Regions from separate parts of the Mus musculus genome. Here all the other regions are linked to region 1. A link is a loop called in an ENCODE intact Hi-C map of the cell type or tissue named here. Cell type or tissue: left cerebral cortex. All regions are shown on one strand.

What was found. A loop is a pair of places that touch in the nucleus more often than their neighbours do. Peaks named below come from ENCODE experiments on the same cell type or tissue, not always from the same donor. Only the 100,000 strongest peaks of a DNase experiment are listed, where the experiment ranks them.
Region 2: it touches region 1 in a loop (2.3-fold over the local background); 5 of 42 quality-filtered maps call a loop at or near these places.
Region 3: it touches region 1 in a loop (4-fold over the local background); 20 of 42 quality-filtered maps call a loop at or near these places.

The regions. Positions count from the first base shown.
Region 1 is chr8:35,467,647-35,470,146 of GRCm38, forward strand. Eri1 (exoribonuclease 1) reads right to left here. Exons shown (of 7, transcript NM_026067.3): 7 at 1-1,724. The coding sequence ends at 1,482. Among named protein-coding and RNA genes, the nearest start is that of Gm51568, 27 kb to the right of the region's middle. In left cerebral cortex, a CTCF peak has its summit at 1,527 (motif pointing left); a DNase peak (open chromatin) is centred at 1,514.
Region 2 is chr8:34,964,566-34,967,065 of GRCm38, forward strand. Tnks (tankyrase, TRF1-interacting ankyrin-related ADP-ribose polymerase) reads right to left here and starts at 1,125. Exons shown (of 27, transcript NM_175091.3): 1 at 449-1,125. The coding sequence starts at 1,100. In left cerebral cortex, a CTCF peak has its summit at 1,286; a DNase peak (open chromatin) is centred at 1,203; H3K4me3 peaks cover 1,671 bases; H3K27ac peaks cover 617 bases.
Region 3 is chr8:34,853,894-34,856,393 of GRCm38, forward strand. It overlaps Tnks (tankyrase, TRF1-interacting ankyrin-related ADP-ribose polymerase), which reads right to left. Exons shown (of 27, transcript NM_175091.3): 14 at 2,035-2,180. Among named protein-coding and RNA genes, the nearest start is that of Dusp4, 48 kb to the left of the region's middle. In left cerebral cortex, no CTCF peak of the experiment used is centred here; DNase peaks (open chromatin) are centred at 1,141 and 1,690.

The sequences.
Region 1 (2,500 bases):
ATTACACATCTGTGCTACCAGGCTGCCTTTTCTAACTTTCCATTAGTCTCACCAGTAATTAGACTTTTAAAAAGGATGTATATATTATATATACAACATTCTGCCTGCATGCCAGAAGAGGACAGCAGTCTCATTGTAGGGGGTTGGGAGCCACTATGTGGGTGCTGGGAATTGAACTTCAGGGCCTCTCAAAGAGCAGCCAGCACTCTTAACTTCTGAGGCATCTCTCCAGCCCAGTATTCTAAATTTAGTTATTTTATGTTTATGAATGTTTTGCCTGTTGGATTCTTTGAAACTTACAGATGGTTGTGAGCCACCATGTGGGTTCTGGGAATTGAACTTGGATCTTCTACAAGAGAAGCAAGTACTTTTAACCACTGAGCCATCTTGCTAGCCTCCAGTAACTAGATTTTTAACTAAATTCTATGACCTATTACAAGGTTTCCAGTTATAATATGAAACTGGTCCCAGTACTTTATCATCCTTGAGCTGAGTTGATTCTCTTAGTCTATCACGTGTGTTCTGGGGGTCATGTGTGTTCAGGGCTGTCAAAGTAGACACCTTTAGAAACAACTTCCTGGCTTGAATATAGGCTATACACAGATATGCCGAAAATGTTCCAAGAAGAAACACCTGAATTTGCTGCTCAGCAAGCACTTTGCTGAGTGGACCAGAGTGAGTGACGCAGGGGGGGACAGCTGCTGGCCAGAGAGTGACGCAGGGGACAGCTGAAGTTGCCTCCACCATCTCAGATCTTGGTTTTTTTTTAGCTCATGAGCTATGTAGCAAGGCCCACTATGGTTGTGTCTACATCAACTTGCAGGCTTTTTTTTTTCCTTGTCATTATTCCCTAAATGATACAACCATTTCTTTATAGTTTATTAAGTATAAGCTACCCAGAGATGATTAAAATATGTGGGAGAACGTGTAGGTTATATAGAAACATTATGCCACTTGAACTATAGAACTTCAACACTTGCAGAATCTGGTACCCACACAGCCTTCTTGGGACAAAGCCCTCACTTCACCTACAAACTTACAAAGTTAAAAGAACCACGTTTTACTTAAAACTCAATGGGCAAACACTACCTTTCAATCCTTTCCACATTTTCAAAAAATGTATTTAATTTCATGGTGGTAATGTAGAAATTCATTTTAAATTCCAGTATCAATAAGAACATGACATGTAAAGAATTTTCTGATAAAACTTCCATCTTAAAAGCCAAGGGACACATCTTGGACACCTTACATTATAAAATTCAGTTCTGAGCAGAGACTGGTTACTGTGTGTAACAAATACTGCTCAGATCAAAAGTGCTGGTGACAAAGAATTTGGTGTGTCCTCCCACAAAATGTCTGCATACATACCCATCTATCTGTAATTGTAATAAGATCTTAAATGTTTAAGGTGCTTGAAGGTTGCATTAACTCAGATTCATTCGCCTGCTACTTTTGTAGCAACTGATCAGACAAAACTGCAGTTACTTTCTACTATGTGGCATCTGTGGAGCTGGAGCGCCCTCTACTGGTAAGGATGAGGACACACTCATCAACTGCCCTCCAAGTATTTTTTCATTGATTCGAAGTTCACATCCATCCTGAAGCATCCGAATAGCTATTCTAGCAATGTTCTTAGAGTCATCGAGACCGCTGTGAGGCCGTCCATCATAATCCATTCCTAATTTTTCAAGCATTATTGTTAGTTTGGTCTGGCTTCTGGGAACCTAGAAAACAAAGAACCAAGTAAGTAATTAAGAACTCGGCACAACACAAAAACTTAAAGATAGCAATTATGAATATGTTCAAGGACCTAACAAGGATATGAATAAATGCCTGAACAAAGACGAGGAAAACACCAACAGTTGAGTGTATTTAATTTAAACCACTATTAAATTAAACTGCCAGGTGTGGTGAAATATGTCTTTAATCCTAGCACTCTGGAGGCAGAGGCAGGCAGATCTGTCTCTGTGAGTTTGAGGTCAGCCTGGTCCACATAGCGAGTTCCTGTGATCCTGACTCTAAAAGATCAAAGGGGGGAAATTTTTTTAAAAGAAAAGTTCAGTAAGTCAAAATTAAAATGAAATGGCAGAGAAGCTTTCAGATCACAAAGACACAGTAGGAAAAAAATAAAAAATCAAAGAAAACATTAAATTTTAGAAAAAGGAAAAACAAAAACTCCAGACTCAAAAAAATTCCAGGGAATCTGGGATGGGAGACTTTGAAAAGACCAACCTACAAATAATAGGTACAAAGAAAGGAGAAGAATCCTAGGTCAAAGGCACGGAAAATATTATTAACAAAATCATAAAAGAAAATTTCCTAATTCTAAAGAGATGCAGCAAAGTTCATTCAGAACACCAAATACCGAGGCCCAGAAGCACCTCAATAATCACAGCACTTAAATAAAACAAAGGATATGGAAAGCTGCAGGGGAACAAGGCCCACTCATATATAAAGGCTGACCACTAGCAGAACATCTGACTTCTTAATGGAGACTCTG
Region 2 (2,500 bases), 500 kb before region 1:
TCTTAAGAATATGAGAGATTCTTAAAACACTTGTTGAGTTACCGTACACTTCTTTTGGCCCGGGACTGTCTGTCCTCCGGGGACAAAACCGTGCCGAAAACAAAAACAAAAACAAAACTGTCTCACGAACGACAAAGCTGTCCCTAAAGCGACTCAAATGCAACTTGTCCCAGGCAGGCACACTCTGAACTGAAAAAGTTTTAAGCATGCCCACATCCAGGGTTGACCGCTACACAGAGTTTGCATAAGTTGAAGTACCACGGTTGCAAACACTGAGGGGTGAATTCACACCTCGTCCCCGCTTCCAAGTCCCCACCACCCATGCACTAAAAACTTCAGCTCTCGGGGTGAAGTCCTGCTAACAACCTGTAACTTCTTTGTCCTGGGTCCAATCACCCACCCTCCGCTCCGAACCCCGTAAACCACAATTCTCAAGTCCCAGACAGACCTGCTGCGAAGTGCAGGGGAGAAGACTTTCGGCCGGCCATGTCCTTGGCATTCACGTTCGCGGCGTCCACCAACCTCTTCACCCGGGACACGTCCCCATTCCGACAGGCCTCGAGCAGCTCCCGCAGGGCCCCACTCACGGCTGGGACCCCCGGGCCGAGGCCCGCCGCCCCGGCTCCCAAAGTTGCCGTGGAGCCAACTCCGGCCGCCTCGGGACTCTCCGCTAAGCTCGAGCCAGGGGAGGACGGGGAGGAAGACGAAGACGAAGTCGGGGAAGAAGCGGACGACGCGGAGTTGTTCCCGCCGCCGCCGCCGCCGCCGGCTGGGGTGGGAGCGACCCCGACGGCGGCGGAAGCTGCCGGGACCGCGGCCGGAGCAGCCACGGTGCAGACGGCGCCGTCCACCGGGTCGGGAGATCGCGGCCTGTCGGGCGGGTCCCGGCTGCCATCCCCCTCCGGCAGCGCCAGGCCGTGCCGCGGGGAGGCGAAGGGCGCCAGGCCGCCGGCCGTAGGCGAGGCAGGGGTGGGTCCCGGGGCCAAGCCCGGGCTGAGCGGCGGGGGAGGTGGCGGTGGCGGAGCCGAAGCCCCTGGGGCGGGCTGGAGCTGTTGCTGATGATGGTGGTGATGATGCTGAGAGCGACGCGACGCCGCCATCTTCCCACTCCCCCGTACTGTCACTGCGGCAACGGCGCCACCGCCCGCCCTCACTTCCGGATTCTGGACCAATCGGGATCCAACATACCCGGAAATGATTCCTGCCGAAGTGGGTGGAGTCCGAGAGAAGAAGGGAAGTATTGGAAGCTCAGAGAACAACCAGCCTGGGGGCGTGGCTTAGTAGTGGAGCGACGGGCTTTTGTGACGCCCTGGCGGGCTGGCTGGGCAGATTTGAAAGTTGTGGTGAGCCACTACCTGTCTGAGAAACTTCTGCCTTCCTTCACTTTCTGCGGGATTGCTTCGGTCGGCTTCAGTCTTCCCTCGGGTACCCGTCAGTCTGCGGTGTCTCCCTTCAGAAGAAGCTATTAAAGTGTAACTTATGCAAACATCTACCAAACGTCCTCGTCCGAAAATGGAATTAATAGTACCCACCTCACAAAGTTGTTTGCAGGAATGAAGTGAGCTAATGCATACAAACGCTCTGAAGAATAATTATAATTAGCACATTGGGAATATTTTTAAATGCAGTGTTAGATATCTCTCCACCTTACTGTCTCTTTGTACTGTCTCTTACGTCTCATTCTGACACGGGACAGGAGGGAAGGATAAGGGAACTTTATTCTCTAAGAGCATTTGTACTTAATACCGGAGAAAGGAATCCATGCACATACACACTGTCAATAGCTCAGTGTTGGGGTCTGAGAGTCGGATTATTGAATTTATACCCTAATACTGATTAGATCATGGACATAGCTCAGAATTATCTGAACTACATTATCTTTTTCTGTCAGCTTATAAAGGAAAACACACACACACAAACGACAATGAGATCTTTCTCAGGTGCAGGAAGTTCTGCCAGGTGATCAGGTCTGATTTAAGCCATTTTTGACATAACAGTTCATAATGACCTTTAATTTGATGGGCCCTATGTAAAGCTTTGTGGAATTCCTTAAGATTAACAAACCTCAGGACATACAGAACATAACAGGGGATGTGACCAGCATGACCCTTCTCTGAGTCAAACTATTTTTCTATGTCAAAGGCTGGTAGGCATATTACAGCAACAATATGAAATAGCTGGCAAGCATGGAACAAAATGGCCGCAACTATGCTAGTGGGTCAGGAGGACACACCGCTTGGTTTGTCTCTTCAGAGTTAAATCTGACTAAGGATGCTCTGAGAGGCATGCAAGACTCACTGGCATTGGGAGTATGCAAACCTAACTAGACAGAGAATAAGAAGGGACAGGAATGAGCAATGGGGGAGCGGGGTGGGGGAGGGGGAGCACCAGACGAGAATCTCGGAGACTGAGCAGACCACATGACATGAGAGACGTGGCCGTACTCTGGAATGACTGACTTCTTTCTTCTGCTTTGCTAGCGCAGAGACAACAGGTAAAG
Region 3 (2,500 bases), 610 kb before region 1:
ATCACAGCAATCGTTAATCTTGAAATACAATATATACTGATTTATTCTTATCGCTCTATCTACTCATCTATTCACATTTGTGTGTGTGTTTGTGTGTGTGTGTGTGTGTGTGTATATCACTCATAGAATTTTAAAAAATACTTTATTTCTGGTAGCACTAGGATTAAGAGTCAGGGTCTCCCGCATGCTAGTGGCACTCTACCACTGAGCTATACACACCCAGACCTCTCAGTTTAAATATAGGTTTTCCTATACTCATTCCATAAGCCAAGCAGGCACCAAGTTCAAATCCTACTGCCTCAGCCTCCCAAATGGCTGGGACCCCAGGTCTGCGTAACACAATCCTTTCAATTCTTACTTGTACCCTAGCAATATAAAGTCCTGTATACTACAAAGTATTAGCACACATAATTAACCAATCTACTTTTTATCATCTCTCAGATTTTCTTTGATTTGTATTTTACTAATGAAAATTGCCAGCTTACTCATGATACACAATATAAAATAATGTAATATATAACACATAAACACAATACATTCTACTTATTCAGTTTGTATCTTTCACCATTTGTTTTAGTTATTTTTAAGTTCATAATGATTCGAGAGCGGTTTCTCTGCATGACTTAAATATTGAGGTACAAAGCAATGGAAACTCAAAGTGATTTCAGAAGAGAATTCACACTGGCCATAGTAGTGCATGCCTTTAATCCTAGAATTAAGGAGGCAGAGGCAGGAAGATCTCTCTGAATTTGTAGCCACCCTGGTCTACATAGCAAGTTTCAGGCCAGCCAGAGATACAGAAAACCTTTGTCTCAAACAAACTCCATCTAAAAAAGAAGAATATCATCAAGGAAAATAAAATTCAATTATAAATTCTACTCAGCTAAGAGAATCTAAACCTCTCATCTTCTGAGTAAGCTCCTTCAAAGAAAGCAGGTGACATTCTAAAAGGCAGCACAAAAAAAGACACCCTCTCAAGAGCCGTGCACTGAAGGCAGCGTACGTGGACGTAGGACATGTAAAAACAATCAGTTATGCAGTGACTCTTTAGAGATTAGTGTCATCTACAACAAAGGCTTGATGATGACACATGCCAGTACTAAACTAAGTCATAGAAGCAACACTGGCTGCTCTCCAACGCATTGCAGTACTTTGAAACAACCAGTGAGGGGTTCTGAATCGTCATGCATGGTGCATGGCTTGAGAAAGATAAAACACTTAACAGTTACTCAAAGCCTGAGCTACATCTTTTTACTTATGGCGCAATGCTGAGTAAGTGCACAAAATGGGGCCCCCTCATCTGAGCAGCTATTAAACTGACTCAGGATACAGAAATTGATTTTGGTTACTATTCTTAGATTTATAAGTAGCCACTTTAAAAGTTTTACCTGGTGTATCAAGTAATTCATCTAATATAAAAATGTCAATAACTTAAATGAGCAGAATCGAAATTATATTTCTATTATAATTGTGGGATGGATTAAATTCTTAGAAGAATTTTTTAATAGCAAAAAAAATAATGAAAGGATAAACAGTAAATTACAGATTACATGAAAATATTCGTAAAGGAAATAAAATCCTATACACAGGCATGAAAGGATGCACCAAATTGGAAGACACAGTGCAAGAACAGGTGATGACCAGAGCAGACTGGAAAGGCATCCTCACCCAGGCACCGAGCCAAGAGACATGGTCACAGTCCAAGTGACTGCCAGCTGCTGGACACAGCTCAGGACAGAGCTGGCCGACTGTAATAGGCAAACTGTTCATGTTCTAACTTTAGGGTGACCGATGACTCAATCTTCAATTTCAATATGTATGTCTATTTAAGTAGTAATTTAAATGAATCATGTATATATTTTAATAAGAAAAGCATCTACGACACTAAAAACAGCAATATTTAAAAAAGCAGTATGTCATTTGTAAATTTTTTGTTCCAAAGAAAACAGCTATATTCTGTAGATAAAAAGTATGCGATTTTATTTAATTTTATGTACTTTATCTAAGTATGAATGGATTTGCACATTCACATACCCTTTGTCTTTGGCATGGACATCAGCTCCATGATGTAGAAGGTACTCAACGACAGACACACGGTTATAGCCTGCAGCGAAGTGTAAGGGTGTAGAGTGCCGGCCCTCCAGGTCTCTGCAGTTCACATTCTGCGGGCTGCAGAGTTGCTTTTGTGGTGTACACACAGACACAGAGTCAGAGACAACACCATTAACAATCGTTCATAGACTTTGCTCTAAACTGGGCAGCATTTTAAAATACTATAATGAGATAGTAAATATTCTCTACAGATGAGATGTATAAAAATCAGCACCATAGCCAGACATGGTGAGGCATACCTAAAAGTCCCTGAGCTGGAGAAGGTGACAGAGAATGACCTCCAATTTGGGGCCAGTGCGGGTTACGCAGTGAGTCTGAGGGCAGTCTGGGCCACATGATGTTTCAGAAAGCCCCAAAGGAGAATCTGCATTATGTTTGGCATTACTGT